Regions from separate parts of the Mus musculus genome. Here regions 2, 3 and 4 are each linked to region 1. The links are chromatin loops, found by intact Hi-C in ENCODE. Cell type or tissue: heart. All regions are shown on one strand. Region 1 overlaps Gm45929 (predicted gene, 45929). Region 2 overlaps Pbx4 (pre B cell leukemia homeobox 4). Region 3 holds the start of Mir7066 (microRNA 7066). Region 4 holds the start of Hapln4 (hyaluronan and proteoglycan link protein 4).

The links. A loop is a pair of places that touch in the nucleus more often than their neighbours do. Peaks named below come from ENCODE experiments on the same cell type or tissue, not always from the same donor. Only the 100,000 strongest peaks of a DNase experiment are listed, where the experiment ranks them.
Region 2: it touches region 1 in a loop (12-fold over the local background); 6 of 42 quality-filtered maps call a loop at or near these places.
Region 3: it touches region 1 in a loop (7-fold over the local background); 17 of 42 quality-filtered maps call a loop at or near these places.
Region 4: a loop joins it to region 1, with 6 times the contacts of the local background. A loop is called at or near these places in 15 of 42 quality-filtered maps.

The regions. Positions count from the first base shown.
Region 1 is chr8:70,163,747-70,171,746 of GRCm38, reverse strand. It overlaps Gm45929 (predicted gene, 45929), which reads right to left. Exons shown (of 9, transcript NM_001310055.1): 2 at 7,443-7,518; 3 at 6,496-6,699; 4 at 6,083-6,217; 5 at 5,572-5,701; 6 at 5,321-5,454; 7 at 5,049-5,133; 8 at 4,841-4,928; 9 at 4,259-4,681. The coding sequence starts at 7,496. The coding sequence ends at 4,462. Mef2b (myocyte enhancer factor 2B) reads right to left here. Exons shown (of 9, transcript NM_001045484.2): 2 at 7,443-7,518; 3 at 6,496-6,699; 4 at 6,083-6,217; 5 at 5,572-5,701; 6 at 5,351-5,454; 7 at 5,049-5,133; 8 at 4,841-4,928; 9 at 4,259-4,681. The coding sequence starts at 7,496. The coding sequence ends at 4,462. Among named protein-coding and RNA genes, the nearest start is that of Tmem161a, 4.7 kb to the left of the region's middle. In heart, a CTCF peak has its summit at 4,821 (motif pointing right); a DNase peak (open chromatin) is centred at 4,836; H3K4me3 peaks cover 1,245 bases; H3K27ac peaks cover 1,351 bases; H3K27me3 peaks cover 4,381 bases.
Region 2 is chr8:69,870,577-69,878,576 of GRCm38, reverse strand. It overlaps Pbx4 (pre B cell leukemia homeobox 4), which reads right to left. Exons shown (of 8, transcript NM_001024954.2): 7 at 7,893-7,999; 8 at 6,285-6,582. The coding sequence ends at 6,490. Among named protein-coding and RNA genes, the nearest start is that of Gm33746, 8.8 kb to the left of the region's middle. In heart, a CTCF peak has its summit at 4,233 (motif pointing left); a DNase peak (open chromatin) is centred at 393; H3K27me3 peaks cover 4,206 bases.
Region 3 is chr8:70,100,058-70,108,057 of GRCm38, reverse strand. Ncan (neurocan) reads left to right here. Exons shown (of 15, transcript NM_007789.3): 8 at 1-617; 9 at 3,998-4,114; 10 at 5,535-5,648; 11 at 5,999-6,157; 12 at 7,743-7,825. It overlaps Mir7066 (microRNA 7066), which reads left to right and starts at 5,472; the gene lies at 5,472-5,534. In heart, a CTCF peak has its summit at 3,348 (motif pointing left); no DNase peak of the experiment used is centred here; H3K27me3 peaks cover 3,973 bases.
Region 4 is chr8:70,083,065-70,091,064 of GRCm38, reverse strand. Hapln4 (hyaluronan and proteoglycan link protein 4) reads right to left here and starts at 7,536. Exons shown (of 5, transcript NM_177900.4): 1 at 7,502-7,536; 2 at 6,525-6,645; 3 at 5,921-6,283; 4 at 3,934-4,257; 5 at 203-2,935. The coding sequence starts at 7,504. The coding sequence ends at 2,544. In heart, a CTCF peak has its summit at 3,082 (motif pointing left); a DNase peak (open chromatin) is centred at 3,024; H3K4me3 peaks cover 3,177 bases; H3K27me3 peaks cover 8,000 bases.

The DNA of each region.
Region 1 (8,000 bases):
TTGCTAGAGTCAATTCTCTCGCTATCATGTGGACCCCAGGGGATCAAACTCAGACTTCACAGAAAAAGCCTCAACCGGCTGAACAGGCTTGCTAACCCTGTTTGGTTTTAGTAGGGTCTGAACTTCTCTATGTAGACAAGGATGACCTTGAGGTTCTGATCCTGCTGTAAAATGCTCAAGTAACAGATGTGTCTCACCATGCCCGGTCAGTGTTCTCACTCACCACGGATGGAGCTCACCATGCAAACGTAAGACCTGTGTTGTATGAGCGACCTCCCCAGCTCACTACACCATCACCCCAGTTCAGACAGTAGCCTGGATGTCTGTGTGTGTGCACGTCACTCTCTGAGCCACACCCTCCTCACTAGACAGCCCGGCATAGTGGATCGCATAGCTGTCCTCTCTCTTAGAGAGCTAAGACAGGAGCATGTTTTAAGACTAATGACAGCCTAGGCTGTGTAGCCAGACTGAAGCCACTAGTGCTTCATATTTTAAGACTGTCTCAAAAACAAAACAAAAAACAGGAAAAAAAAATAAAAACCAGGGCCGAACGTGGTGGCGCATGCTTTTAATCCCAGCACTCGGGAGGCAGAGGCAGGTGGATTTCTGAGTTCGAGGCCAGCCTGATCTACAAAGTGAGTTCCAGGACAGCCAGAGCTAACAGATAAACCCTGTCTAGAAATAAAATAAAGTAAAAACCAGGAAGGAACACTTGTTAGGTTGATGAGATGTTTCTTTGGGCAAAGGAGTTTTTTTACCACAATGAGGGCCTGAGTTCCAACCCTAGCACCCACATGGTAGAAGGGAGAATCATGCCTGCGAGTTGACCTCTGACCTCCACTCCACTCATGCATTATACACTTGCTTCCATCGACATGATAGTAGTTAATGTTTAAAAAGAGGGTGCTGACTGGCCTTAGTGGTTCACATCTCTAACTCCTGTACTAGCCAGACACAGAAAGCCATTTTTGATAGTTTGGAGCTAGCCTGATCTTCCTAATGATTCAAACATAAATTCCAAAAGGCTCAAACAACAATGGGGAGATTTGGGCTCATGGAATAGAAAATGCTAGAGTTAGACCCACAGGGTAGGGTGGTGGGGCTTACATGGAATCCAGCTAGGTCAGGAGGGCTGTGAACCTGAGAGCACCCTGAGCTGGCAGGCCTCCTTTTGTTTTTGTTTTTGTTTTCTAAACCAAAGCATCATGTACAACAACCTCAGCCTCAGATACAGCTTGAGCAAGAACTGTCATCTTAGGACCCTACAGTCTTCCCCAAGCGGCTTTGAGAGAGGGAGGGAGGGGCAGCTCTTATCTTGGTTAAGTCCTGGACAGGCCTGGGTGTCTGGCTGTCTTGTGGGCACATTCTCCTAGGATGCTGTCCATACATTGACTGTGCTGCCTCTGTGATGATCTCACCACTGGTTATTAATCTGTGCAGATGTCCATGTGAGGTAATTCACAGTGACCTTGACCCTCTGGACTCAAAATGTCCTGTTGACAGAAGATGGGTATCCCTGCGTCCCAGTGCTGGGAGTTACAAACTTGCTACACCATGCCTGGTGGTTTTTCAAACTCCTGTCTAGATTTGAGGTGCAGCTGCTTTGGTCTTTGAGCCATCTTGGTCTCGTTCATGGTCTGGTGTAGTCCTGTGTGCTGGAGTTTTATGTCAACTTGACACAGCTAAAGTAGTCTGAGAGAAGGGAATGCCAATTGAGAAATGCCTCTGGGAGACTGAGCTGTGAGCAAGCACATAGGGCATTTTTAAAACTAGGGGTAGATGTAGGAGAACCCAGCCTAAGTCAGGCAGTGCCATCCCTGGGCTGGTGGTCCTGGGTTCTAAACCGGGGTAATGGCCCACGTCTTTAATCCCAGCATTCTGGATGCAGAGGCAGGCGGTTCTCTGTGTGTTTGAGGACAGCCTGGTCTAAAGATTGAGTTTCAGGCACCCAGGGCTATTACACAGAGAAAGTCTGCCTTGGAAATACAAAAAGAAAATGGAAAAGAAGAAGAAAACTGGCTGAGCCAGCCACTCCCTCACAGCCTCTACATCAGCTCCAGCCTCTAGGTTCCTGGCCTGGTCTCTAGTGTGGCGTCGTTTTCAGACAGGGTAAGAATTTAATGTAGACCAGGCTGCTCTCTAACTCAGAAATCTGCCACCTTCGTCTGCAGAGTGCTGAAGTTAAAGACATAGGACACCACTCCCCACCTCCCAGGCCTGTTTGGTTTTCAGAAACTTCCTCATGCCCTACTGGCTCAATGTCTGGGCTGTGGAAGCCCTGAGGATCATTCTAGAACCCTGAGGCCTCTTCTGGGTCCCGCTGGGCCTCACAACCTGGCTTCAGTCTTGAGTGCTCACAGATTCTGTTTCTTAGTGTTGGAGTGGCCTAAGGCCATAGTCAATCCCCTGCCCCAACCCCAGTGGTGTCTGAGGCACTCGTCGGGGGAGGGCAGAGCCAGGAACAGCCGGGCAAAAGATGGCTACTGAGTTTCAAAGGCCCTTTAAGTGCCACCCAAGCACCCAAGCAACCTTGCTCCCTCCTGCTCCAGGATGTGGTGTCATAATGGAGACCAGGAGGACTGGGTGGAAAGAGAGGGCTGAGCCTAGAAACCTATTTTTTTAAATCTTGTTTTTACATGGACTTACGCCAGTGGTTCTCAACCTTCCTAATGCTAAGAAGCCCCTTTAATACAGTTCCTTATGGTGTGGTAAGCCCCCAACCATAAGATTATTTCCATTGCTACTTTTAACTGTAATTTTGCTATTGTTATGAATTGCAAAGTAAATATCTGTGTTTTCCAATGATCTTCGGTGGCCCACGGGTTGAGAAATGCTGACTGGGGAAAGGTGTGGTGTTGCCACAAGTGGACAACACATGGGGTCCGTTTTCTCCTTCTGCCATGTGCATTTCCTCCTGGGGCTGAACTCAGAGCTGGCAAGTGCTTTTCCCACAAGTGCAGCCATCTTGCCCTAGAGGACCCCACCCCCTCTAAAACTAAAAGGCATTCTTGTACAATCATCATTTCGGTTCGCATGAATGCGAGCTTCCCGGTATACTTGCCTGCACCCTGGCAGAAGCTGTGGGAGGACATCAGGTGTCCTCTTTGAGACAGGGACTCTGCCTGAACCAGACACAGAACTTTCTAGGCTAGAGTAGCAGCCAGCAAACCTTCAGCAGAGCTAGTTCTAATTAGCAGTGTCTGTGGAACCCTGGGCTTGTGACCAGGACACTCGGGACTGGACCCTAGTCACATGATGACATAACCAACATTGCACCCTCTGAGCCATCTCTGCAGCCCAGGACACACTTGGAGGAGGAAGGGTGCAGCCCCAAAGCTCTTGCTCCACCCTTTCATTGTTTTTACATATATTATGTCTGTCTCCTTGTAGAACCGTGCCAACACAGCCTCAGAGGACACAGAAAGGGAGTGGGTGTCTTATTCCCCTCAGATATGATCTGTCTTTAAGCTGGAGCTGGGCTACTAAGCCCCAGCCATCCTTTCCCCACTTTACTCTGGCATCTAGACCACATCTGGCTTTTTATATGAATGCTAGAGATTCGAACTCAGATCTTAACGCTTGCATAGCAAGCTCTCTTACCATCGACCTTTCCCCCTTCCTCTCCCCATTTATATATTTATCCGTTCATTTGCATCTGTAGGGGGAGCACCTACACGTAGGGAGGTCAATGGACAACTTGAAGGCAGTTGGTTCTTTCCTTCCACCAACAGAACTTCCAACAATAAAACTCAGGTCCACAAGATTGGCAGCAAGGGCCTTTACCACATGAGCCATTTTGGAGCATCCCCTCTTTACTTTTTGTTTTCTATTTTTTGAGACAGGGTTTCTCTGTATAGCCCTGGCTGTCCTGGAACTCACTCTGTAGACCAGGCTGACCTCGAACTCAGAAATCCACCTGCCTCTGCCTCCCAAGTGCTGGGATTAAAGGCGTGTGCCACCACCGCCCGGCTCCTGTTTACCTTTTAAAAAGTGTTCTCAGTCCCAGGCTGTCCTGGTCACCACAGGCAACCACTTTACTCCTACTCTCACTGCCATGGTGACATGGCTGTGGTCTCATCCGAGAGTCACACTTCCAGGAGCAGTTCAGACCTCCTGGCTCATCCTTGGTGGCGATGCAATGCCTGTGGCTCCTTCTTAGGTCACCCCACCTTCTACCTGGCCTTCCTCTTGGAACCCGTTTCTGTGGTATGCACCCCAAAGCCAGTGTAGGCAAAAAGAGATCTTTGAGGAGATTGGGTGTGGCTATTCCAGGCTCGGGAGCTCTGAGCTAGGGGCTGCCCAGTGCCCTCCCGAGTCCTTGGGCTTTATTGATGCAGCGGCCCCCAGGAAGGGACAGGGCCTTAGTGATGCACAGTGGGTGCCCTCGTCCGTCCGTCCTGGTGGTATAGGGAACCTGAGACTTCGGGAACTCTGTGGAGGCTGGAGGAACCTCTTGGAGCGCTACCGTGGCCAGCTGTCAGGGGTCAAGCGGTGCAGGGAGGCCGAGGGCCGCAGTGGCTCTGCAAGGGGCCTGGCAAGGAGCAGCGGGTAGGGGAAGGACCTGGGGAAGTCGCCAGAGGTCCCAGTGACTGGAGACAGTCGCTCAGACTTGATGCTGACCGGAGGTGTCGGAGGGGAGGCCCCTCGGCTGGGGGGACCCTCCTTGCACAGACTGCGGGCACTGCTGGAGAGATGGGGGAAGGGAGGCAGGAAGAGGAGAGACCCACAAGATAGGTAAGAAGGCTTGTAGGCCATGGGGTTCTCTCTAAATCTCACAGCCCCACCCTCAGCCTGGTCTAGACGAGTCTCGCTCCTGGCCGCCAGGGGGCGCCCAACTCACACTGGCCGGGCGGGGTCTACAGCGTCCCTCGTTGGTGGCCAGGGTGAGGGTTGCAGGGGTCCCTGAGCTGCGTCTCCCGGGCTGCAATCTACGGGCAGAGGCTGGGTGAGCGGAGATCCTGTCAGTACTCCAACCCTCCCGCTCCCGGGCTTGGGGTTGGGGCGAGGGACCCACAACGGTCAGGCAAATCAGACAGGGCTGGGTGCACCTGTGGAGCCTGATGGTAAGAAGGCAAAGCTACCCAGAGCGGGGCCTGGGGCACCGGGACTCTGCAGGCCGCTGTACAGGCTTCTCTGCAGGAACAACAGAGGGAAAACTGTAGTTGGTTGTGACCACCTGCCTCTTTCCTTCCTCTCTCCCACTTCCTTCCCTCCTCCTCCTCCTCCTCCTCCTCCTCCTCCTCCTCCTCCTCCTCCTCCTCCTCCTCCTCCTCCTCCTCCTCCTCCTCCTCTATCCTCTTCCAACTCTCTCCCCTCTCACTGAGGTGCCCAATCCCCCTCGGGCACCAACCAGGCCAGGGGGCAGGTCTGGCCTCCGCCCATCAGTCGCCAGGTACAGAGGCGGGGGCGTCTTGCTCGCAAGGTGGCTTGGAGAGAAGATCGGGTGTCCCAGGCCTGGGGGGAGGTGAAGACCCAGGAAAAGAGAGGCTGTCGTGTCACTCATAGAGTTCAGAGCCCGGGTTCCTCGTGCCCTTCTGCCCTCCCCACACGCTAACGCTAACGCTCGCTCACCCGGGGGTCGAAAGTGAGGCGGGCGGCTGTGGACAGACGGGGCCTCCCCCAGCCCGCCAGGATCACAGCCTGGAGTGGCTGGTGGGACCCGGTAGGACAGCTCTGAAACCGACATTGCGGGGGCCACGGGCTGTGGACAGAGAGAGGAGAGAATGAGGCAGAGGGGGCTCTGTGCCTCAGAAGTTTCTGAGGGTCTCCATTAAGGCCTAGACCCAAGGCTGGGGTTGCCAGGTGGGCTCCATCTCAGCTGCATAGCCTTGTTCAGGGCTGAGGTCTCCCTCTGCAGAGCATGGGGTGTCAGAAATTGTGGCAGGAAGACTTGCTTGCTGAACTGTTACTGCCCTTCGAAGCCCGGGTCATAAAGTGCATTCTTCACCCATCCAGGACAAGACTGGCTTCCACGAAGTGGCTCCCCTGTCTGGCCTTTTAGCACTACTCCCGGAGTCTCAAACTCAGACTGTGTATTGGAAGTGTGTTGGGGGTGAGAGGGGGCACAGGGAAGTCCTCTTACATAGATCCGAGGCGGGGGCGAGGCCGAGCCTCTGTCACCCCCCAGTGTCCTCAGCAGCTTCTCTCCAGGACCTTCTGGCCCCTCCTCCATATCCAGCTCGGGCCCATCAAGGCCCACGCCCCTCCTCTTCAGTGTCTGTGGGAACAGCAGATGACAGGGTGGGCCCTCAGACCTTATCCGACTCCTAGAACTTGGTTCTCAGGTACTTGGGAGAGACCTTCTCCAGCCAAACTGCACAGACAGATACAGATGGGCGTGGCCTGCTCCAGAGGGACCCCAGGGACTAAAACCACTGTGAGTTCCCCTGAAGTTCAAGTCCCTTTAGTGTTAGAGGAAAGGATCAAGAACTAACAGGGTGACACAGTGACCAACCGGCCAGGATGTGCCCGGGGACTGCAGGCGGCTTCAGGTACCTGAAGGATATCCGCGTTGGTGCGGCTCTCGTGCGGCTCACTGTACTCGGTGTATTTGAGCAGCACCCGGTCCATGTCGCTGCTCGCATACTGGAAGAGGCGTTGCGCGCTGTTGAAGATGATCAGGGCAATGTCGCAGTCACAAAGCACGCTCAGCTCATAAGCCTTCTTCATCAGTCCGAACTTGCGCTTGGTGAAAGTCACCTACAGCACAGGGGCGGAGACAGGATGGGGGTGGAGGAGGGTTAAAGCAGGGTGTTCCTAAGGCTGGTGAGGTGGCTCAGTGGTTAGCACAGAGACAGGATGGGGGTGGAGGAGGGTTAAAGCAGGGTGTTCCTAAGGCTGGTGAGGTGGCTCAGTGGTTAGCACAGAGACAGGATGGGGGTGGAGGAGGGTTGAAGCAGGGTGTTCCTAAGGCTGGTGAGATGGCTCAGTGGTTAGCACAGAGACAGGAGGGGGTGGAGGAGGGTTAAAGCAGGGTGCGCCTAAGGCTGGTGAGACAGCTCAGTAGTTAAGAGCACCAACTGCTTTCCCCAAGGTCCTGAGTTCAAATCCCAGCAACCACATGGTGGCTCACAACCATCCATAATGAGATCTGATGCCCTCTTCTGGAGTGTCTGAAGACAGCTACAGTGTATACATATAATAAATAAATCTTTTTTAAAGGAGGATGTTCCTAAATGAGTGCAGAGCAAGCTTCTCTCCTTCAGTCTCCATCTGAAGCTAGGAAAGCTCTCTGCGTTTGCAACTCCACCCAAATGTCCAGTTCCCTTCTGAAAGGAAGATTGGGCCCCAGAAACAGAACCCACGCTTTCTGTCACACTCAGACTCCCCAGGATGGCCTCAGGACTCAAGACTTCTCTGCAAGACCATTTGACTTTGGCCTGGATGTGCCCCTGCCCAGAATGCCATTCCCCCTATAATGGTAACGCCACCTGGGAACTCACCTGCCTGTTCCTTTGGTCTAGAATTCGTGAGATCTGGATTTTTTTCCTCCCCATCGTGGGTAGCTGTGCAGAGCGGCTGTTGTGTAAGAGGGCAGAAGGAAGGTGTGAGCAGTACAAGGCAAACAGTACCCAGCCTCGATCCTGACCCTGCCCTCTTCAAGTCCCAGCATAATAAAATGACAGGGAGAAGGAAGGCAGCCACTTAATCCAGGCAGCCCCTACTGGGCACCAGCTGAGTGTACTCCATGCTCAATAAATGCAAGGCAATGTGGAGGTCCGTGTCCTCCCTCGCACCCAGGCAGCTGGGGCAGGAAGAAGCTGGGATCCAGGCAAGCCTCAGCTCCACAGGAAAGATGGAGGACAGCAAGGAATAATACATCACTTGCCCAATGGAAGGGACCATTAGCATGTGCTCTGCGCCATGGACACAGATGTGGAACACATCTACTGTGTGTGCGCGTGTGTGTAGGCATCACTCTGAGCATGCATGGAGGCACAGGACAACCTTCAGGTTTCCTCTGTCCACCACAACGCTCCACAGATATAGCTCTAGCACTC
Region 2 (8,000 bases), 290 kb after region 1:
ACCTTTCATTGAGAAAGTGTTGGGGCTTCTCTGGCTGCCAGCTGGGGCAGCCAGCTGGGCTTTGGGGGGGGGGGATGACTGGCCTATCCCTGGTGTCTTTGTTAGTGTGGAGTAGGGCTAGTGGGAACCCATCTCTAGTTAGGCCCAGAAGGCTGTGGACCTCTTTCCCTCTTAGCCTATTCAGTGACAGGGCAGAATTCACCCCCAATTTTTACATTAAGAAATTAAGACTCCAGAGAAGGGAGAGTTACCCTGCACTGGCAGCGGCTCTGCCTTCATTCTGTCCTGGTGCTCAGTCCCAGCCCTCCCTCTTGGAACCTCAGTCATAGCTTCTGGAAAATCCATCACCTCCCTCCACCCCCAGCAGGGCTGCCAGGACACGCCCCTTGGCTGGGGTTGGAGGGGGACCAGGGCCAAACTCCCCCCAGAGACCCTGCTCCTGCCTCCCTGAGGTCAGCTCGGGGCACTGGAGGCCCAATGTCCTGCCCTCAACACTTTAGATTTTATAATTTTAGAACCAGGGGTTCTTAAAATTCCTCACACCATGGCATAGAAAAAAATCTTGGACCAGTAAAATGCTTAAAACAAGCCTGAAAATAGCAGAATCCAAAAGGAAGGGCTGCAAGACAGACATGCAGGGGGGCTGCTGGGATGTGGCCCTGAGACTACACTTGCTTTGAGGGTTCGTAGTGTATACATAGTGTGTTGGGTCCCAAGATTTGTTTTCAGGAGAATGACTGCTTGGGTCACACAGCTGTCATGGACACTAGCCTGGGGATGAAGTAGCTATCTCTGGGTTTGGTTTGGTTTGGTTGTTTCCTTAGAGATGGGACCTCATGTTCAAACTCACTATGCAGCCAAGGATAGCCTTGCACTTCTGATCTTCCCAATTTTGCCTCCTGAGAGCTGATGGCAGGTGTGAGCCACCACTCCTTGCTAGGAACTGGTCTTGAAGGACATGTTGGCTGGACAGTGAGGTAGGAAAGGCAAGGCAGACAGCTGGCACAACATGTGCTAAGGCTGGAGGGGCAACACAGAGGGGCAAGCAAGTGACACCGAGGGAGGGAAGCGGATTCTAGGTGGAGCAACATTTAGAGATCAGTTTCTTCTTTCGTTTTGGGCATTTGTGTATGTGTGGGCACATTTATGCCACAACATGATGATGGAGTCCAGAGAGCACGTGGAGTTACTTTTCGCTCTCCTCCTTCATTTGGGTTCCAGGGATTGAACTTGGGACTGCGGGCTTGTTCAGCAAGCACCTTTACCCACTGAGCAGGCTTGCTGGCCCAGCCTGGGTTACACAATGTCTTAGGACAGATTCTCTCCCTGCCCCACTCCCCCGAACCAAGGAGCTCTCCCCAGCCGTTGGGACTCGCTCCTCGGGTGGCACGGGGGCTGCTCTCCCCACTTGGCCCAGCGCTCCCTCTCTCTCGAAGCTCAGTCCTGGCAGAACATATCTGGCTCTTCTGTAGGAGCCTCGTGGGCCTGGCGTGGCCACCCACCACTTCCCCACTGTCTGTCTCTCTCATCAGTCTCAGAGGTGGGTCTGTCCCAGTCTCAGACCCCAAGGGCTGGAGCTGGCCTGGCAGGCACTGGCTTCAGTTAGCAGAGGATGCAGGAGCATCACTGGGGACAGGGGGAGGGGGATGATTGATACCTTGGGGCTGGTTCCAGATGGGGGCCCTGGCAGGTGATAGGGAGGGGACCAGCATGGGGAGAGGGGACTCCCAGCTGTTGGAGGTAAACACAGGAAGACAGACATAGCCTCACCCAAGACCTCTCTGCCCAGGCCATAGAGCCAAGGTGTCAGTCAGAGCCAACCCGCCTGCCAGTCATCAGCCAAGGTCAGGCTTTCCTGGCCACGCCCTATCTCTGTCCCTTACAGTCAAATATTCCCTCTTTTACCACCCAGCACCTTTTGGTCACCTTTTGGTCTGTCATCGCAGGACACCTGAAAATGCTTTAGGCACTGTGACCTCTGGCTCATGGGGGAATGGACACCCTAGCATGGAGCCCCATGCCACGGGCCCACACCACACCCACCTGCGCCCCATAGTCACCCAGCCTCCCTCGCATGGTGGATGGCTTGCCTCAGGCCTTCTCCAAATATGTCTGTCCTACAGAGTCCGGCTGTCCACATCTGGGTGCTCTGGGCACATCTCACCCTCTCGAAGCCCAAGGGAGGAGTGGACTGAGGGAACCCCGGGCCTCCAAAGTCCCAACTGCTTCTGCAGTAGAGGCCTGAATCCCTCCCTGTGCTGATTCAGCCTGAAACGGGCAGCGCCGCCAAACCTCAGCTATGTCCTCAAAGGCTGTCTGGCCCCAGGCGGTGCTGGAGCACGGCAGAGCTGGGCTGAGGACCAGCCAGGCAGAGGCGAGGCCATAGCTCCCACCCCCTCTTCCTGCCTGAGGGATTCTGACCCTCACACACACCGAGGGCCAGGTTAGCCCCTGCTTCATGAAGACTATAGGTTAACCCCTGGTCTTGTGAGGATCCTGTGTGGAACACACACAAAGCACACCCCACTGCCAAGATAATACGTGGAGAGCTATGCTTAGATAAGCGTAAAGACCCCAGGAACCTCGAAAGTCAAAGCGAAACAGGCACAAAAAACTCCTTGTAGGGCCAGGGCTTTGGAAGACAGGAAAATTTCAAAGGTGAATAGGAGTTTTCCAAAACCAGACCCAGAGGACTGAAAGTCTTAAAATGAGTTTTCCTTTTGTTTGTAAGTTTTCATGAGGGGGAGTTGAGGGTGGTGAGCTTTGTCTCCAGGATCAGCATCTGCCCTAGGAGCTCTAAGTCTGGTGCATAAGGCAAAGCCCTGCTCAGGCTTCAAACCTGCACTCTCTTGGGTTAGATTGGGCTAGACCCTGCCAACACCTGAACACAGGCTATGTCTGCTTGTTTGATGTCTGCTGGGGCAGGGGTTTGTATGTAGCTCAGGCTGAGCTGGAACTTAAGCTCCACCAGGGTGGGATTAAAGCTGTATGCCTATGCTTTAATGGTATCCCTAATTCACAGCTAGGGAGATGAGACGGAGGCTGGGGTGGCCCCACAGGTGGGCCAGTTACACACAACCTTGGACTGAACCTACAGCAGTGGATGCCACCCCATCCCAAGCGGACTCTAAGGGTTTTGTTTTATTTTGTTTTGTTTTGAGGCAGGGTTTCTCTGTGTAGCCCTGGCTATCCTGGAACTCACTTTGTAGACCAGGCTGGCCTCGAACTCAGAAATTCGCCTGCCTCTGCCTCCCAAGTGCTGGGATTAAAGGCGTGCGCCACCACGCACAGCCAGACTCTAAGGTTTGAAAGCCAAATCCGGCATGTTGGCACCTATCACCCCAGCACTTGAGGGGTAGAAACAGATCAGGAATTCCCCATCCTCCCTAGGCTATTGTAGTAAGTTCAAAGCCAGCCAGAGCTACATTGACCCTGTTTCAAAACAAAAACAATGAAAAACAGAAAAAGAAAGGAAAGAATAGCTGAGTAGCTATAACAAGGGCTTCTCGGTGGAGGAGAACATGCTTCAGGCCAGGCAGCCAGACCATCTGGGAGGCCCAGGCCCCCGGCCTGGCCCCGCTACTGTCTGGCCAGGCTGAACACAAACACGGAGTGGCTAGCCCTACGGAATCTAGGTTGTGGTCAGGCTGTGGCTGAAGAAGCCGTTGGAAAAACACGAGGCCCACGCGGCCAGGCCCAGCTTACGTTTCATCCGGCAGGAGCGGCTGCCTGGCGCCGGGCACTGAGGAATGTTGCTGGCAGGCCTTGGCACCTGCTGCTGGGCAGGGCTACTGCAGTCAACCTGATACTAGCCTCCTGGATGTCCTGGGAGAACACATCTCCCCCATACCTCCAGACTGTTTGCATGGCCTTGTTAAACTCTGGATCTCCTTCCCACAGGAAGTGCTGGCTTGCTGGCCTTCGAGTGCCTGAAGGGCAGTTCCACCTCCATGATCCTCTCTCCTCGAACACCTGGGCCTCTGCTGGTCCTCAGATCCTATGGGTTCGGTCCAGTATTTATGCTTTGCTTATCATCTGTGTGCTGGACGGTGACACATTTTCCTGGCTTCTGCTCACAGACCTCCCCCAGAACGGTTGTTCCTGTGACCTCCCTACGTTATAGATAGGGAAACTGAGGCTCAGAAGCCTTCCTTCCAGTTTTTAGATTGCTTTAGAATTCTGGAGACGGGATTTAGTTTTTTTAGGTTGACTGCGCCTCCTCGTGGCAAAAGACGTAACTGCAACTGAGCCCTGTGAGGTTCCCTAAGGTCCCTCCTGCTTTTTCCTTGATTTGACTCATTCGCTGTCTGTGGCTTCCATAGTTCCTTCAGAGGCATCAGGGGGGCTTGAGGGCATCTACACTGCGTTATCATTGAAACTCTTGAAGGTAAAACCTGCCCTCTCCAGTAAGATCCAGGCCTATCCCTCCTTAGTCTTGCTGTCTCCATTTCCTTTCTATGGCTCTTCTCCCACTGCTCTTCCTTCCTTGAGCCAGTGTTCCTGAGACTGACTGACTGACTCTCTCTCTCTCTCTCTCTCTCTCTCTCTCTCTCTCTCTCTCTCTCTCTCTCTCTCTCTCTCTCTCTCTCTCTTTCTCTTTCTCTCTCTGTCTCTCTCTTTCTCTCTGTCTCTCTCTGTCTCTCTGTCTCTCTCTCTCTCTCTCTCTGCCACTCCGTTCTCCATTCAGAGGCTGAGACAATTGTGGTCCCAGCAGGGCTCACAGGGACGGTGGGAGCCTCAAATACCGGTCTGTCAATGGCTCAGGATGGTGTTGGCCCTAGCCAGGCTTCTGGGCAGGTAATACCCTCCTCCACCTATTCATGTGCCTCACCTCAGCCAGAGAAGCTTCCAGATTCTCAAGCTTTTTCTCTGTAGCATGTGAGTGGCTGGGAACGTGCTCAGTCCCAGGCTGTGCACCGCAGGGATGTGTAGAGTGTCAGTGGCCACTGCCTTCAGCTTCTCTGCACGTCAGTGGGGTTCGTCTCCAAAGACACCTTGCTCAGCGATATATTAATTAATTGTGGAAAAGGGTGAGGCTTTGGGAAAGGGAAGGATGGCTCAGTGATTAAGAACACTGACTGTACCCGGTGGTAGTGGTGGAGCACACCTTTAAACGTAGCATTTGGAAGGCAGAGGTAGGTGGATCTCTGAGTTTGAGACCAGCCAAATCTACAGAGCGAGTTCCAGGACAGCCAGGGCTACACAGAGAAGCCCTGTCTCAAGAAAACAACAACAAAACAATCAAACCAAAAGAACAACGACTGCTTTTCCAGAGGACCTGGGTTCAACTCCCAGCACCACATCATAGCTCCCAACTGTCCGTAACTTCAGTTCCCAGAGACCTGGCACCCTCTGCTCACCCTCTGGTACACACCTGGTACTTGAACATACATGCAGGCAGAATGGCCTATTACATAAAATATTTTTTATTTTTGAAAGATTTATTTATTAGATGCAAGTACACTGTAGCTGACTTCGGACACACCAGAAGAGTGCATCAGATCCCATTGCAGATGGTTGTGAGCCACCATGTGGTTGCTGGGAATTGAACTCAGGACACCTCTGGAAGAGCAGTCAGTGCTCGTAACTGCTGAGCCATCTCTCCAGTCCCTGATCCATTCTATAATATGGCAAAACTTCAAAAGTGCTCCTGTCAGAAGCTAGATACAGAATCCCAGGTGGGATGTGGGCCACTGACACTGTACAGAAGAAGGTGAACCCAGATAAGTGGCTGCGGGGCCTGGAGATGTGCGTGGGGACAGACTGATGGTGGAGACAGCGCCTTTGGAGGATGAGAGTGTCCAGTCACGACAGGTAGCTGCTAACCACTTGACAGCCCTCAGGCTCAGCAGAGCACATGGTGACACTCACATAGCAGGCAGCCACAGGGTACACCTGGCTGGGTCCCAGGGATAAGGTGGCCTCCACCTGTTATGGGTTCTTCCCAGGCTGTAGGAAAAGGGGCACTTTGTTACTGTTGTGATAGTGGCTGATAGGATGAGGTCACAGCCATGAGGACTGCCTGACAAGCGCTCCAGGGTACAGGCTATGGAGGGAAGGCCCTATTGGTTGCTGCACAGGGGAAATGGGATAAGGCTTCAAATTCTCCCAAATTCTCAAAATCCCCAAACCAAACACAAAAGAGCTAAAACAGAACCACAAAGCCAAACCCATTCCCAATAAGAGCAGAGGCCATGCCACAGCTCCCACAAGGTTTTAGAGCTGATAATGGCATCTAGGTTGTCACCTGTCACTTAGACAAGCCTGTATTGAAAACACTGGAATGCAAACAGGTCAAAACTTTAATCGGGTGCTCAGAATGAACAGTCCACTGTCAGTCACTTAACTGATGTTTCTTTAAAAAAAAAAATCACACCAAGGTGGGGAGGCAAGTGGCCTGAAAAAGGGCAAAGCCGCAGCCAGGACTTCTGAGGTCATCAGCAGGACACAGGGCCAGTCACCTATGGCACTCAGCCAGGTGCCAGAAACTTAATTAGATGCAGCATCCCAATTGAAGCTGCCAGACTCTCCCGCAGGTGATGAGGCTGGCTGTGGGGCGGCCCTCTGCCAGTTACTATGGACCTGGAAAGATAAGAGCATGAGAGTGGGTGACTACCCAGTTCCTGTGTCCCCAAAGGTACCTACACAGAACATGCTAGCAGAGGAGTTCCAGAAAGAGCCAGGTGGGCTCTGAGCCCACACCCCTCCAGCAAATGCCTTGGGGGATGTCAGAACCAGCAGCCTGTGGCAAGGCCATGACTGTGGGCTCCTTCCTCACAGGGGCAGGAGCCTCCGCTTGTCTGCAGTGTGCATGACCACAGCACACATTGGGGCTACTCTGCCCATCTGTCTAAGGACAGCTGGATGGATGTGCTAAGCTCAAAGGACACTGTCCTTGTCCACTGTATCAGGCATGGCATGTGTGCTAGAGGCTCTGTGAGTGAGGCCATGGCAGGCATATGCTGAAGCAGCTGGATAGAAGAACAGTGGCCATGCTGGCAGAGTGACCTTTAAGAAGAGCCAGCTGAATGGGTATGAAGGTGTTGGCATGGGTCTGTCATGATGGTATATTCCTTTAAGCCCTTGGGAGACAGAGGCAGGAAGAACTCTGTGAATTCAAGGCTAGCCTGGTCTAAAGAGTGAATACCAGGACAGCCAGTGGTATGTAGAGAGATCATCTTAAACAAACAACAAGACAAAGGGTGTCCTTGGGACATGTTGTACCCACAGGACACTTAGGTGGGTTCCTGCAGGGCATGGCACAGCCTGACTCTTGGCTCAGTGCTGGAATGGGCAGGTGTGGCAGAGCAGGGCAGACTGGTGCTTCGCTCCCTCACTCCTGCTGGCTCTGTCCCAGAGCACCTTAGCTTCAGGTGTTCGAGAAGCAGGCCCAGACTCTGCTCCACAGCCTGAAGCTTGCATTAGGCTGGGACTCAAGGTGGTGGCAGGCAGGGCCTGAGAGAGCCGGGCTCACCCAGCTCACTCCCGGTGGGCACTACTCCAAGCCCCGGGGCTGGTTCTAAGGGAGCTTCAGGGAAGCTGCTGGGCTCATGGGGCCACCATGCCAGAGCCCACTCTGTTTATGCAGGGCCCTCATCCGACACCCAGGACAGACTGAGAGGTCACAGGCTCTACACAGCTGCCACCCTGGCAAAGTTCTGGAGGCAACTTGGCTGTCTAGACCCCAGTTACTAACGTGTATCCCAGCCTGGCAGAGATGCCTTTTCAGTGTGAGCCACCCCCACTCCACCAGGTCTCCAGCCCCCGTGACAGGTGGGTCTGAGTCCAGAGGTTAAATGCTCCCACCTTTCCTTGGGGTTTCCTTCCCCAGAGACCCAACACCAGGGCTCCTCTACCTCCCCAAAGCCCTGGAGGGGTCCCAGCTGACTCACCAGGGGCTGTAGGCAGACTCCCCCAGTGGGGGGCTGGAGGAAGGCCAGGGTCCGCAGAGTGAGAACCACGTCACTTCCATTGGTCAGTGGCAAGGGGCCACAGGGACC
Region 3 (8,000 bases), 64 kb after region 1:
CATCCTAGGGACTGAGTCTGGGGTCTTGGACTTACCAGGGAGTCCCACATCAGGCGGACAGGCCACTGTGGAGAAGGTGCTGGCCACCTGGCTACCACTGCCTGGCCAAGGACTAGACCCTGGCTCCCAGTCCACACCCATGGAAGCCCATGGGGTTGCCGTGAGCATGGAACCTACAGTGGCTTTGGAGGGAGGTGCCACCGAGGGCCCTATGGAGGCCACCAGGGAGGTGGTCCCCAGCACTGCTGATGCCACTTGGGAGTCTGAATCCAGAAGTGCCATTTCTAGCACCCACATAGCTGTGACCATGGCTAGGGCTCAGGGCATGCCCACACTGACCTCTACAAGCTCCGAAGGCCACCCAGAGCCTAAGGGCCAGATGGTGGCCCAGGAGTCACTGGAGCCTCTCAACACTCTGCCTTCGCACCCCTGGTCATCCCTGGTGGTCCCCATGGATGAAGTGGCCTCAGTTTCCTCAGGGGAACCCACAGGACTGTGGGACATACCCAGCACTCTGATACCTGTATCCTTGGGCTTGGATGAATCAGACCTGAATGTTGTGGCTGAGAGTCCAAGCGTGAAGGGCTTCTGGGAAGAGGTGGCCAGCGGGCAGGAAGGTAAGTTCTGGATTCTCCATCTGTCCTAGTGTGGCGGGACCTGGGGACAGGAGGCTAGGGGTTCCTGGAGCAGAGGAAATGTCCTGGGAGGACTGGAATTTTCTAACAAACAGTGATGCTAGAGGTCAGAGGTCAGGAAGCAGGTTACATCAAACCTTTCTGTGTTGTGTTGTGTTGTGTTGTGTTGTGTTGTTATTGCTTGGACAAGGTTTCTCTGTGTAGCCCTGGCTGTTCTGGAACTCACTGTGTAGACCATGGTGGCCTCCAGCTCACAGAGATCCACCTGTGGCATACAGCACTTTGCCTGGCTAACAGTGGGAACGTTTAACATCTAAAGCATGTGGTCATTGATGAAAGCATGGGCCCATGAGGTCGGGGTTGGATTTGGAAAGCTGTTTTCAAATGTTCATATTACTTTGAAAGGTACAGGGCAGTGTGATGCAGGAGGCTGGCCTTAAATGATTTTCATGTCTCGAGAAGACAGCTGGATCTGGTTGCATCCCAGGCAGGGAAAGAAGAGTGGTATCTAGGACAGACAGGAACCACAGCTGGATTGATCCAGTCGTGGATACGGCAGGGACAGGAGCCATGGAGACAGTGGGAGGCAAGAGCTGACTCAGTGACCAACAATATTGTAACCCATCTGTAACCCAGGTTGGCCTTAAGGTGGTGGCAATCCTCCTGCCTCAGTCTTCTGAATGGTGAACTAATATGTGTTTGCCATCATCCCCAGTGTATTTCTGTGAAGAGACACCATGATCAAGGCAGCTCCTAAAGCATGGAATTGGGGCTGGCTTACAGTTTCAGAATAAAGTTTAGTCCATTGTCACCATGGTAGCACGCATGGTCCTGGAGCTAGAGTTGAGAGCTACATCCTGGTGCGGATGCAGAGAGAAGAGAACTGGGCCTGGCATGGGCTTTTTAAAACCCCAAAGCCTACCTCCAGGGACACACTATCTCCAACAAGGCCATGCCTTGTAACCTTTCTATTTTGTTCAAAGGGCTCCACAGCTCTTGTGACTAACATTCAAATATATGAACCTGTGGGTCATTCTCATTCAGACCACCACACCTGGCTTGTTTTATAAAACTCATTCATATTTTTTATGTGCATGCAGGTGTGTGTGCATATGTGTTGGTACACATATGAACACATGCATGTACAGTCTGTGGAGGCCTATCTTCAGGCATTGGCCACCTTTATTTGATGTGTGTGAGCATGCACATGTGTATGTGCCTGCTGTAACACTCTTGTGAAGATCAGGCAGTGCCTTTGGGGGCAGGGTTTTCTCCTTCCACGGTGTGGGCTCCAAGAAGCAAGCTTGGGTCGACAGGCTTGGCATCGGCACCTTCATCTGCTCACGCATCCTGCCAGCTCTCCATCTTGTGTTTTGAAGACAGTCTCTCAGTCAGCCCCTGGGAACTCTGTCTCTACTCCCTGGAGCTAGAACTAGAGGCACATACTTCTGAGGGTTTTACCTGCGGGTACGTGCACTGCATGTGTGCCTGGTGCCCATGGAGATTCCTTAGAATCAGAGCTACAGATGGACTAATGGTTGTGAACTGCCAAGTGGATGCTGGGAATCAAACCTCTAAACAATGTTCTTTTTTTTTTTTTTTTTTTTTCCAGACAAGGTTTCTCTGTATAGCCCCGGCTATCCTGGAACTCACTTTGTAGACCAGGCTGGCCTCGAGCTCAGAAATCTGCCTGTTTCTGCCTCCCAAGTGCTGGGATTAAAGGCGTGCACCACCACCCCCCAGCTAAACAATGTTCTTAACTGCTGAATTTTTCATTCCTGCCCCCACCCCACCTTTGAGATAGGATCTCACTATGTAGTCCTGGCTGGTCTGGAACTTGCTATGTAGCTCAATCAGGCTGGCTTCTGATTCACACAGAAATCCATGTGCCTGTGCCTCTAGAGTGCCTGGATTTAAAAAAAAAATGCCATGCATCATACTTGGCTATAACCAACTATTTTGAAGTGGGTGCAAGGGCTTGTTCTGAGGTCTGAGCTATCTCCGAAGCTTTCCCTCTTTTTCGGAGACAGAGCCTCACTCTGTAGCCCAGGCTGGCCTAGAGATCTTGCCAACCCCATGACCAGCCAGGTTGGCTTAACTTTATAACGTCTCATGGGACAAGTCCTTATATGGTTCTTGATTATTTGTGGGGAAACTGAGGCAAGGGGAGATCTGAGCACTTAATATGTTCATGCAGTTGTGGCTGGAACTTGATGTAGAACAGAAAACAAACAAAAACTAGAGTGTGTGAGTCGGGCTTGGCGCATGCCTGGCACCCCAGCACGGGGGTGGGAGTGGAGTGGTAACGGCAGAGGGCCAGATTTCAAAGTTGTCTCAGCTAAGGAGTGAGTTCAAGGACTGTGTGGATTACTACATGAGACTGCAGAAAGGAGGGAAAAGAGGGAGGCAGGAAGGAGGAAATGAAAAGAGGAAGAAAGGAAGAGAGAGGAAAGGAAGAGGAGCCTATGTCTCGGGCTTTAAAGATGCCGAGTGCAACTGACAGCAGCTTGTGCTGTCCCTGAAAGTTAATTGGAGGATCTGCAATCAGAAGTCTGGGGGTGGGGGTGACCCTGGCTGTGGGAGACAGAAGGTGGCTGTGGTGGGAAGGGTATCGAAACACCCACAACACAAATGCTAATAAAGTCGAAAATACACCAAGTCAGCTGAGTCAGCAATAGCTGTGGGCAGGTGTCGTGGTGGGGACACCTGGTGGCTGTCAAGTGTCATCATCCTCTGCCCCAGACGTGCTAGCACAGGGCTGGGGTTTCAGCAAGCACATCACACATACCAGAGCCCGCTGTCTCATAGTGTCACTGCCCTGGAGACCGATATCAGCCACTGCAGGACAGCCAGCTACCCCCAACTGTTCAGTTAGTAATGACTGCATGCCTTGAAAGCTGATATTCTACAGCAGCACTCGCTGAGTGATCAAACTGACGTGGCTCATAGGACTGTATCCATCATCTCGTTCTAATTAATTTAAGCATGAATAGGGTGAATGGCTGCCATATGGAATGTCACAGAAGGCCTTAAGTACAAGAGGGAACTGGGCAGGGCTGGTGAGAGTTCTCAGTGAATAAAGGTGCTTGCTGCTAAGCCTGAGGGCGTGGGTTCAAGCCACAAGACCCACATGGTGACAGTGAGAATTAACTTTTACAACTTGTCTTCTGGTCCCTGGGTGAACCAATCTAGTATGGCCTGGGAGAGGACTTTGCCCTGAGCAGATAGAGTGGTGACAAAGCATATGACCCATTCATTGGAGAAGCAAGAGAGGGGACTCCACAGACAAGGACTGAGTTCTGGATTCTATGAAAAATGGCATGGTGTCCAGTCCGTCCTCACACTGCCTGTCCATCCCACAGATCCCACAGATCCCTGCGAGAACAACCCCTGCCTGCATGGGGGCACCTGCCACACCAACGGCACCGTGTATGGCTGTAGTTGTGACCAGGGCTATGCTGGGGAGAATTGTGAAATTGGTGAGTGTCCCAGCTCAGAGCACTGTCCTGTCCCTGGGAGTCCAGGTGACACAACTGAAGTTATCTGAGTTCAAACTAGATCACTGAGCTGCTCAGGAGGGAGAGCCATTTCCTACCATGAATATTAGGGGTTGTGGGGAGGACAAGGAAAGGGTTGGATGCTCTCCAGCAAGCAAAGGGCTATGGGGAGACCACCCTCATCCAGGTGCACAGCCGAGTGGGTACCACTCACATTGCTAAATAGGAGATTACATTAAATAGAAATGGCATAGAATAAAAATAAATACATCGAATTTGGGTTCAGCTCATTCCAGTTGCATGAGAGCCAATGCCTTCTGGCCTCTGCAGGCAATGCACACAGATGGTGCCACAAACATATATGCAACCAAACATAGCCAACTATGTCTGCTGAGAATTAAACCTGGGTCCTCTGGATCTTAACCTCTGTACCATCTCTCCAGCCCCTATGGTGTAATTTCTTGATCACTGTGCATCCTTTGCTTGATTTCACAATCATGCTGGGAGTTATAGAGTCATAGCTGACAATAGAAATGAGGGCAAGGCATGGCAGCACACGCCTTAAACCCCAGTGCTCAGGAGGCAGAGGCTTGTGGATCTCTGTGAGTTTGAGGCCAGCCTGGTCAACATAGCATGTTCCAAGACAGCCAGGGCTACATATAAAGAGATTCTTTCTCCAAAACAAATAAACTCACACAATATAAATAAATATCATTTTAAAATATTGTATTTTAAAAATCCAAATGAGTGACAGCTGAGTAACAACACCCAAGATTGACTTTTGGCCTCCCACAGATGCATCATGTGGATACACACACACACTCATACACACACACTCACACACATACATACTCACTTAACACACTCACATACACACGCACACACATACACATATGCATATACACACTCACACACACACACACTCATACACACACTTATACACACATACACTTATACATATACACACTCATACACATGCACACACATACACGTGCATATACACACATACACACTCATATACATATACACTCACACTCAATCACATATACACACACACTCATACATACACATTCACACACTCACATAAACACTCATACACAATCACACATACACACACACTCATATGGGAGGATTGTTTTAGGGGGCAAAGCGTCTGGTTCTGTTTACAAATACTGCCAGTGGAGCCCTTGTGAGTAAACTTTTGGGCTGCTGTACCCCAAGTGCCTGAGTCCCACTCTTCTACCCCATGGCACTTGCTGTCACTCCACTCATGTTCACCAGTGTCACAGCTGCAGAGCAATCCCTGTGGGTATCCAGGGGATGGTGAGAAAGACCTTGACCCTGTGGGTTGGGAAATGAGTAGAGGCTGACCTCTGACCTCTACCCATTGCCTGCCTCCCAGACATTGATGACTGCTTATGCAGCCCTTGCGAGAATGGGGGCACCTGCATCGACGAGGTGAATGGTTTCATCTGCCTCTGCCTCCCCAGCTATGGGGGCAGCCTGTGTGAGAAGGGTGAGTCTCCGCCTAACACACATTCAAGTCTTGCCTGAGTCTTTATTTTATATACTTAAATTACGGACACATAGCGGGTGGGGGTGGGGAGCATTCGCACACCATGGCAGGCGTGTGGAGGTTGGGAAACATTCAGGGCTCAGCTCTTTCATTTCACCATGTCTAGTCAGCTCCTCAGACTTGGTGGCAATCACCCTTACCTCCTGAGATATCTTGCTGGCCCTATTTTATTTAAGATTTTTAAATTAATTAATTAATTTTATGTGCATGGGTGTCGTGGCCACATGTCTGTCTGGGTGTCATGTGTGCTGTGCTAACCAGTCCCCTCATAATCTTGTGCTGCCTCCCAGACACAGAAGGCTGCGACCGTGGCTGGCACAAATTCCAGGGACACTGCTACCGGTACTTTGCCCATCGCCGGGCCTGGGAGGATGCAGAGAGAGATTGCAGGCGCCGAGCTGGTCACCTGACAAGCGTCCATTCGCCAGAAGAGCACAAGTTCATTAACAGTAAGGACGGGGTAGTGGGCTGGGGTTGGCACTTGTCCTTTGACCAGTGCACATGTTATCTTCCCAGTTCTTTGTCAGGGCTGTGACTGACAGGTAAGGCGAGAGTGTCACCAGGAAGTGACACTCATGGAGGCCAAGGGGCTTGACCATCAAGCGGACGGTCATCAAGCTTGACTGTCGAAGTGGACAATGCGTGACCTGACCCATGCATTATTTGCATCTCATTGTATTATTCCTTGGGTTTTATTTATTTATTTATTTATTTTATTTTATTTTTTGTTTTTTTTAAATATGCAGTCTTTTTTTTAAAGATTTGTTTATTTATTATGTGTAAGTACATTGTAGCTGTCACACCAGAAGTGGGCGTCAGATCTCATTACGGGTGGTTGTGAGCCACCATGTGGTTGCTGGGGTTTGAACTCAGGACCTTCGGAAGAGCAGTCAGTGCTCTTAACCGCTGAGCCATTGCTCTAGCCCTATTTTTTGGTTTTTTGAGACAGAGTTTCTTTGTATAGCCCTGGCTGTCCTGGAACTCACTCTGTAGACCAAGCTGGCCTCGAACTCAGAAATCTGCCTGCCTCTGCCTCCCGAGTGCTGGGATTAAAGGCGTGCACCACCACGCCCAGCTCTGAATTCTGTTTTGTTTGTCAGTTCCTAGAGTGTTAAAAATAATATCACTATATATAATCATATAATAGCACTATATAATAATAATTATATAAAAACAAAACAAAACAACAACAACAACAAAAACCCCACAGAGTACAGAGATGGAAGGGAGGGAGCCCTGGGTCCCTGCAGTGACATGAGTGGGCAGATGGAAGCAGGGTCCCTGTATCCCTGCAGTGATGTGAGTGGGAAGATGGAAGCGGGGACCCTGGGTCTCTGCAGTGATGTGCTTTAGTCATTGTGGGTTTCCTCAAGTGACACTGACCCTTGTTCACTGTATAATTCACCATGTTCACCTGGCTCGTTGTCTGTAGTCTGAACTGGCTTCTGGTTTTTTGATGCTCTGTCCCTCAGCCAGGGCTGCCCAGGGTGACCGCTGCCTCCACTCCTGCCTTTCAGAAAGACCTGGCAAGGGCTATGCCCGGTCTCTCCCCGGCTGCATTAGTCCTTGATGGCTGCCGGATTCCCCTTCCCTTACATGTGTAGCCGTGGCTGGCCAGGGCTCTGGGCCTCCCTCACCTCTGCAAGCCCCCATGTTCTACTGCACTCCGTAGCACATTGAACCTGTGTGAACTGTGTGGCAGAGGTGGGGCTCTCCGTCTGCCATCCTCCTCCTTCCCACCCCTCCTCTAAATCTTGTTCACCCCCCAGTTCTGCTAACTCTCTTCCATTCTTCCCACCCAACCCCCAACTTCTGGTCCTTTCTCCTCCACCCCCTCACACTTGGGTCTCCTGACTCACAAGCCCATGCTTGCTGCCTATCCTTGTCTTGGTTAACCACCAAGTTCATTTTCCCTGCCAGCTCCACCCTGTGTGATTCTCATCAGCCGGGGAAAGAGAAGACAGTCCCTCGATGACATCTCTCCGCCTTCACCCGGGGGCAGGTGCACACTCTCACAGCCCTTTCTCCCAACAGGTTTTGGACATGAGAATTCGTGGATCGGCCTGAATGACCGGACAGTAGAGAGGGACTTCCAGTGGACAGACAACACAGGACTGGTGAGTGGCAGGTGCTTGTTCTCAGGCTGCTGAGCCCTGTGGCCCTGCCCACTGGCCTCAGTTTACCTTCCTATGAAACAATCACTCACTGGTGGGCATCATAAATCCTCAGCAGCTCTGGGGAGTGGCTTGGAAGATGAGACCCACCTAGAACCCCTAGTGAGGGGCTGGAGAT
Region 4 (8,000 bases), 81 kb after region 1:
AGTCAAGTTTACAAACAAAAATTCGGGACTAGAGAGCTGGCTTAGTTGACTAAGATGCCTTGCTGCTCTTCCAAATGCAGCAGCAAAACTATCTCTAACTCTAGCTACGGGGTCCAGCTCCTTCAGCAGGCCTCCAGGGGCACCAGACACACACGAAATACTGACAAAAAAACTTAAAAATAAATAAAAATTGGCCAGGCAGTGGTGGCTTACACCTTTAATCTCAGCACTTGGGGCAGGCAGATCACTGAGCTCAAGGCCAAGCCTGGTCTATGTAGCAAGTTCCATGACAGCCAAGGCTAAACAGTGAGACCCTGTCTCAAAAAAAACAAAATAAATAAGCAAATAAATAAAAATACAGATTGGCTACCTCATTTCTACAGCCAGCTCCTACTTAACGTTTTTTAGATGACATGTTACTATGATTCATGTGTATGCACACATGCCCCAGGGCACATGAGGAGGTCAGAGAGGATCCCACAGGATCCTGGAGCAGTGAAAAAAGGGAGAGGAGCCACTTTTGAACCGAGAAGCCCACTGCACTGACAGGGACTGGCAGCCTTGTTTCACATTCACCAGAAAAAACAAAGGTTTATTGAACTTGGGCTGCAGGCTGCTGCTGGGGACCTCAGAACAATCCTAGCCCAGAGAAGAGTCTGGATAAGTGTTTGGCTGCACACTTTAGAACAAAAGGTGTGACTGGAGCCCACAGCCCCTTAGCTTCCAGACTCAGGGGTGGAATTAGCCGAGATAGATGGGGCAGGCAGGAAAGTGTGTGGGCAAGGGTACTTGCTGGTTCCAGCAGCATCTGAGACCTGGAGGCTCCTGCATTTGGGCTGGTCTTGACCCTTGAGCACACATGGGTCCTCAGAAATGGGTTGAAATTGATGGTTTCAGGGAGAATCTGCCCTCCTTGATTTCCAAGAAGGAAAGGTCGGCCTTTGTGCGGTACCACAGCCTCAGTTTCCTAGTCTGCAGGGTGAACATTTAAAATGCTGGAGGGGGTTGCAGTGGTGGCTCCTGCTCAGCTGCTGGGTGGAGTAAAGTTAGCATGCAAATGGATGGTGCAGATAGCTGTTCCAGAAGCAGAGTCCTGCATAGGCCCATCTGAAGAAGGGACATTTGTCAGGCGCCTGAGGAACACAGCAGGCAGCTCCAGTCAGAGGGACCCATAGCAAGAAGTTCCTGAGTGCTGCAGGTCAGTTGTCATGGAGACACCGACGTTCTCTATGGCAACAGTTGGACAGGATGGGACCCTGGAGGGGAAAGCCTTGAAGGGACAGGTATTCTGTTACCTTGGACACCAGAGGTTTGGACTCCATGGCAACAGTCTGGGTGTTTCAAACTGTCTAGGAGCGGGGCTTGGGCAACTGAGAGAAACAGAAGATGCTCTTTGGGAAAGGGGCAGCTGTTTCCATGGAGAGGCCTGGAGAACTGAATGTTGGGTTACCCTGAGGATACTCAGTGGGGAAGATTGTCTCCACAGCAGTCCACCAGGGCAGGGACAGACAAAAATGAAGTGGTAGGTGTTAGGCTTTAGGCCAGTAAGAAAGGAAAAGTGTGGTAACCATGGTTACAGAGGAAGGCAGAATGTGCCATTTCTGTGGGTGTAGCGGGTGAGCCTGGTAAGGCTGCATTGGTGGCCTATGTGACCTTAAGAAGCCGAGCAGCTTGTCTCTGCAAGTCAGATTTTTAGGGGTTTCTTGTCTGAGGGAATCTCTTTGGTGACATCCCCCAAGGAGCCCGGGGACGGGACATTCAAGCGAGTCTACTCTCTGGTCAGAGGAAAACCTGAGGGATAGGCATGGCCGCTGTTCCAGGAGCCAGCTGAGGAGACTCTCCTGTGACACCAGAGGTGTTGGGTCTGTCCTCCATATTGACCCAGGGACAAAGTATGCTACCTTGAAAACGTAAAGAGACTCTCTGAAAGAGTGGGAATCTGGGTCACTTGCTCGTACAGGGCACGATCATCTTGTGACCTGTGGTTTTCTGTTTCTTCACCAGGTGATGGAGTCAGTGTACAGCTGACGATCCAAGACCAGTTTTCCAGCTCCCGGGAAATACAGAAGGTTTGGGGGCAGGTCTCCAGTTAATCCTGGGGGTCCAGCCTCCAGGTGACTGAGGGGGGTGTCCACCTGTTTTTCAGAAGGCCATAGAAGGTTCATCTTTTGGAAACCGTAGAGTCCTGCTGGTCTACTGGGGTCCCGGGGATTAGGGAGAGTATGACTCTTCTGGGCAAAGTCTAAAAGATGAAATATCCACTATCCAAAGGGGATCCTCAGAGGGCAACATAGTCAGCGACCAAGAACCACAACAAGTGGGTCAGCCTGCAGCTCACCGCAGGGGTAGGTCGCTTATCCAGGAGACCTTAGGTATGGTCAATGTCCAAAGACCACAGGTAGCTAGATCAGTCTGCAGTGCACCGCAGGGGTGTGTCATATGTCCAAGGAATCTCTGAGACTCTGAGACGTGATCGGTATCCAGGGGGTGCATGAGGCCACTGGATCAGCCACTAACACCCCCAAACACGCATCCTTCCAGATCTATACACGCAGCGGGGTCCAGGCAGCCGGATCCCTCGACCCTCCAGCCCAACCTCCTCCGCCGGCCCAGCCCCAGCCCCAGCCGCCTGGAGCCGGATCTGGGGCACCTGGAGCGCGGTAGCAGTAGACACCGAAGAGACGTCGGGAGGCGTCAGGGAAACCCAGGCTGCGCACGCCGGGCCGAGGACCTCCACAGCGAGTTCGCGGATTCACGATGGGATAGCGCGCGCTGCCATCCGCCAGCCAGCCTGCAGTGCAGCGGTCCAACAGCTGCAGCTTCCACGCAGCGAACAGCTGCCCGACCTTGGCCACTGTGGCACCCCGCGCAGCGCACGCGCGCACTGCCCCGGCCAAGGCCACAGGTCGCAGCGGTTTCAGGAAAAACACGCGGCCTGTGGGACCCGAGAGTGTGTTAGACCCCGGCCAGGGATAGGCCCGCCAGGCTCTAGCGTCCTAGGGCTTCCTGAGCCTAGTCCATCCCATTCACTGCAACCTGGGACCGCCAGTGCGATGCTGGTACCATGTGGCATTTCACTGCCCCCCTGTGGCAGCCTGGAAAGCGGAGGCAAGGCGGAGGAGCGGGGCCTGCTCACTTTGGTGGGGGACAATGGTCTTGGAGGGAGGGTCTATGCACTTCAGGGAGATTTCTGTCCATTGGGCAGGGCTCTTATTTGGGGCGCGACCTATGTTTGGGAAAGGTTTTCTCTAGTGTCCTTATGCCTTAGCGTAGTGTCTGTGTCCTTAGGCATAGGATTTGTGTTCTTGTGTTCTTGTGGGCAGAGTCCACACTCTTGAAATGGACCTTCAACCACGGTGTAGGCTCTATGTCTTTCGGACAGGTCTTCCTCAGGGAGGCGGGGATGGGGGCTTTGGGCTTAATTTGTGCCTATCTCTTTGGGGCGGAGCCCATGGAGGAAGTCTTTCCTCAAGAGAGAAAAAGCCTATACCCTGAGGGATGGAGTCTATGTTTCTGAGACAGACTTCCCTCCACCTGCCAGGCCCTAGGGTTAGGCGGTTAGGGCTGTCTTCCTCAAAGGGTTGGAGACTAGGCACTTGGGGCGGGTTTCTCCCTAAGGGGCGGGGCATATGCGCCTGGGGCGGACCTCATTCTAGGGGACTGGGACTATGCAATCAGCGGCCAGGCTCCATGGGTCAGAGCCTGTGCATGTGGGGCAGGTGTCCCTCCAGGGAGAGAGCTTTTGAACTGGAGGAGAGGGCCTCCTTTCCTGGGAGAGGACATAATGATTAAGAGGAAGGAGAGAGGGAAGAAGGGTCCCCTTCAGGGAGAAGCCTATGTATTTAGGGGGCCTAGGTCCTTGGGACAGGTCTCTTTCAAGAAGGCGGGAAATAAGTGCTGGAGACCCGCTTCTTTGGAAAAGACTTATCTCACCCGGGAGGTTGGACGTGAAGCAGAAGGCATCGTAGCGTTCCTCAGCGTTATGACGATATCCATAGTTGCGCACGCCCCCGTTGGTGCCGCCACCAGCTCCAGTGCTCCCAGTCCCGCCACAGGGCTCCCGGGCATGGCTCACTGGGTACTGCACCGAGCCATCGCGTAACCATCCCGCGTTGCACCAGTCCAGGCCATCGCGCCAGGCCGCGTGCAGCTGCTCCGCGGACGCCAAAATGCCATCCTGTTCGGCACAAGCACGCTGCGCTTCCACGAAAGTCATCTTGTAGCGACCTCCGCGCGGGTGATAGGGGAAGACCACCCCTGGGTGGACGAAGACAAATAGGAGTCTGTCAGGGTTACACACACACACACACACACACACACACACACACACACACACACACACGCACTGGATTCTACTACACCTTACACGAAACAGAACCTTCCAGTTCACTTTTCTCTCAGCCCTCGGACCCGGCCGCACCTCTAGCCCCCTCACGCCCATTATGTGTCCTTGGATTCAAGCGTGGAATGTGCTCCTCTGCCTTAATACATTTTAATCATGGCTACTCTTCCATGGCCACAGACCTTCATGCATGTTCTTTCTATCCTTCTCCAGCTGCCTAATTCATCCATCAAAACTCAACTCTTAATGTCCTCTGTCCCAGTGTTCTGACAACTCACTACTGAAGTGGAAAGACCTGTCCCTAGGGCAGTACTCCTACACCCTGGGCCCTGAAACAGTTGGGCAGGTGTCAAGCCCTCTGATTTGCCAGTATTATTTAAAGTGTTTCCCTTCCAACTGCCTGGGACTGTGACTCTAAACTTATTTCTCACTAAACTCAGTCAACCCAACTCTGGAGTGTTTCTGTGCTGAAGGACAGGGTTTAGGCAGAATCTCATGCTGGCCCCTATTCCAGGATAGGATGCAAACACCAGCTATGGTGAAGCCCTAGAGTTTTGATGGACAGGATGTCGAATCTTGGCCACGCCCCTCACCTACAGATGCCCAGGGCAACGCCATAGCCTTCTTGAGGCAGAGCTCATCTCTAGGTTAATAGCTGTCGACCTTGGGGATTTGAGGAAATTAAATGAGAAGCTCCAGAGAGCCGTTCAGCTAAGTGGCTGGCAAACAGAAAGCATCTAATGAAGACAGCTACAATTTTCCATTGTTAAAATGTTCAGAAGTGTCAATTGAATGGCTCTGAAGGTAATGGCATTTGCCACCAACCCTGACAAATTGAGTTCTATTCCAGGAGAGAATCCATTCGGCAAATTGTTTGTGATCTCCATTCAAGAACCGTGGCATGTGTGCACTCGTAAACACACACACAGAAGTGCACACACCAAAATTCAATAACTTTTTTCTTGAAAGCTCAAGAGTTCAAAGCCAACCTGGGGTCCATTAAACCTTGTCTTAGTCATAGAGCTAGTGCTGAAGAGATGGCTCAGCGGTTTAAAAAAACACTTTCTTCAGTCCAGGGATGGCCCTCACCATTGATCCCTTCACTTGAGAGGCATGCTGATCGCTGCAAATGCAAGGCTTGTTGAGATTTTATTAAATTAATCAGAAGGTGCCTTAGGCAGGCCTTCACACAGTGCACCAAAAGATTATCCCAACAAAAGTTAGCGTGATCTATGTAGTGGGTTCCAAGGCAGCCAGGGCTACATGGTGAGACCTTGTCTAGAAGGGAAGAAAAAAAAGGGGGGGGACCTCTTTCTTCCTTGTTTCTCTTCCAGCCAAAAAGAGTTCTGTTCCCCACACTGACACCAGGCAGCTCTCAACCACCTGTAACTCCAACTCCAGGGGAAGGGAGGCCTCTTCTGGCCCTAACCACAGGCATATATTAGTATACACATACATTAAATAAGAGCTGTAATTTTTAAATGAGCTATTCCCCTGCCTGACAAAATCTCTACCGAAACAACCTCATTCAGTTTGCCCCCCACTGTACCCCTTTTTCTCTGCCCATGCTGTGGTCACCTTCCAGATCCAGCTTGACCATGCCGACGTCATCCTCCAGCTCATTGGTGACCTCGCACTCGTAGCGCCCGTAGTCCTGAAGGGTGACATTTCGGAGGACCAGGGAGGCATCCCCAGGTCCGTCATTCTGCAGTTCGGCCCGCCCTCGGTAGGGACCGAAGGCTCGATGCTGGGGACCCAGAGCCACGAAGACATCGGCGAAAGCCAAAGGGTCTACCACTTTCGTCCACTTGAGGCGGACGCCGTCGTGACCGTGGGCGGCCGCCTCGTAGTGGTAACGGCAGGGTAAGACAATGGTACCACCGCGGTGGCTCACCACCTGCCCCGGCGCCGTCTGCACCACCACGGAACCGGACTCGCCCTCTGCGGGGCGACCAATCAGGGGTCAAAGGTGCGGTAGGGTCCCTCAGGGAGAGGATGTGGGTCTAGGATGGGAAAGGAGCTCAGAGATTGAATGTAGGGGACCATGGCAATCCGCCACCCCATCCCACTCCCATCGTTCACTCTAGGCCACCGCTGTGTGTGTGTGTGTGTGCGCGCGCGCGCGCGCGCACGCGTGTATTGGGGATTGCAGGGGATGACCAGAGCTTCCCACAAAACTCACCCAGCACGTGCACGACTTTCTTCCTGCCACGCTGCGCCCCTGCGAGCACGGGGACCAGCAGCAGGAGTCCCCAGGCCACGGCCCAGAGTGCGCGGTGACCGAGGGCTCCTGGAGCACACGCCTGCGGGTACAGGAGCTGCTTCCAGCTGTACTGCCCCAACAGCCCCTAGCTCTGCCAGCCCTCCCCAAAAGGGTCTCAGGCGCGAATCAACCGTGGAACTGACGGAGGGTCAGGAGATTTCCTTTCGTCTTCCCTAAGTCCCTGCCCCCGTTACGGGAGCGCACGGGAGGGGGAGCAGCAGCGCGGACCGGGGCCGCAAGGTTATCAGCGCGCCAGGAGACTGCAGCAAGCCCGGCAGCACGAGCGGGGGTTGGGGATAGAGGGACAGGATTGGAGAGGTGGGGGGCAACGGGCTACTGAGCCAGGCCAGGAGAGATAGAGGGAGCGAGACCCAGAGTTGAGACACAGAGACAGAGACAGAGACACAGGAACTCAGAGGAAGAGATTCAGAGATAGAGACTCAGAGACAGACACCCGGAGACAGCGGCAAAGACAGAGAGAGACCCAGAGACTCGGAGACAGAGACGCAAAGATGCACTCAGAGACACAGAGATGCAGAGACACAGAGATAGAGACGCAGAGATAGAAACTCATAAATAGAGACGCAGAGACAGTGACCCAGAGACTCAGAGACAGTGACCCAGAGACGCAAAAATAGAGGTGTAGGATCAGAGATGCAGAGACTCAGAGGTAGAGGAAGGAGATACTAGTGGGAGAGACACGGAAAAAGAATAAGTGAGCGCTCTTCTCCACCACCACCCCCAAACATGGGGGAGACATTGAAGAGGCAGAGAAAGGGAAAGTGCCAAAGAAAGAGAAAGAGGAGGCAAGAGGAAAAGAGAGGGCGGAGAGAGGCAGAGAGAAGAGAGACAGAGACAAATGTGAGATTCGAAAACCAGTGCAGCGTGGCACTCACCATCCTGGTCGTGGCCCTTGCTGAGCGGCCAGTGCGCTTCCCCAACTGCGCACGCGCACAGCGGTCTGGCCAGCTGGTCCTGCCGGTCGCGCAATCCGGGCGTCTGCCTGCAAGCAGAGGAGGGCGCTTTAAAGGTGCCGCGCGCGCGTGCGCACGCACAGCACGGGGTGGGGGTGGGACAACCCTCACCCCCCAGCACGGGGAATTGAGAGCACTGTAATAGTGACCCATCCCAACCTCTCACCCACGAGGACTAAGTTGACTAGTTTCACTGGACTGAGCTGGTACTCCACACCTGGGATGACAGGCGTGCTGCCGCATAGGAGTCCCATATAACCACCCAGTGAGCAGAAGGGTAAACTAAGATGGTCGGCCAAGCTCCTTAATCAAGTCTTCCAGCTCCTGCCAGCACAGGAAAGACTCAAGTCCACGAGCCTCCCTGCCACCCCAACACACTTTATTTTATGGTAGAGACACACAACTGTTACTCAAGTATTCT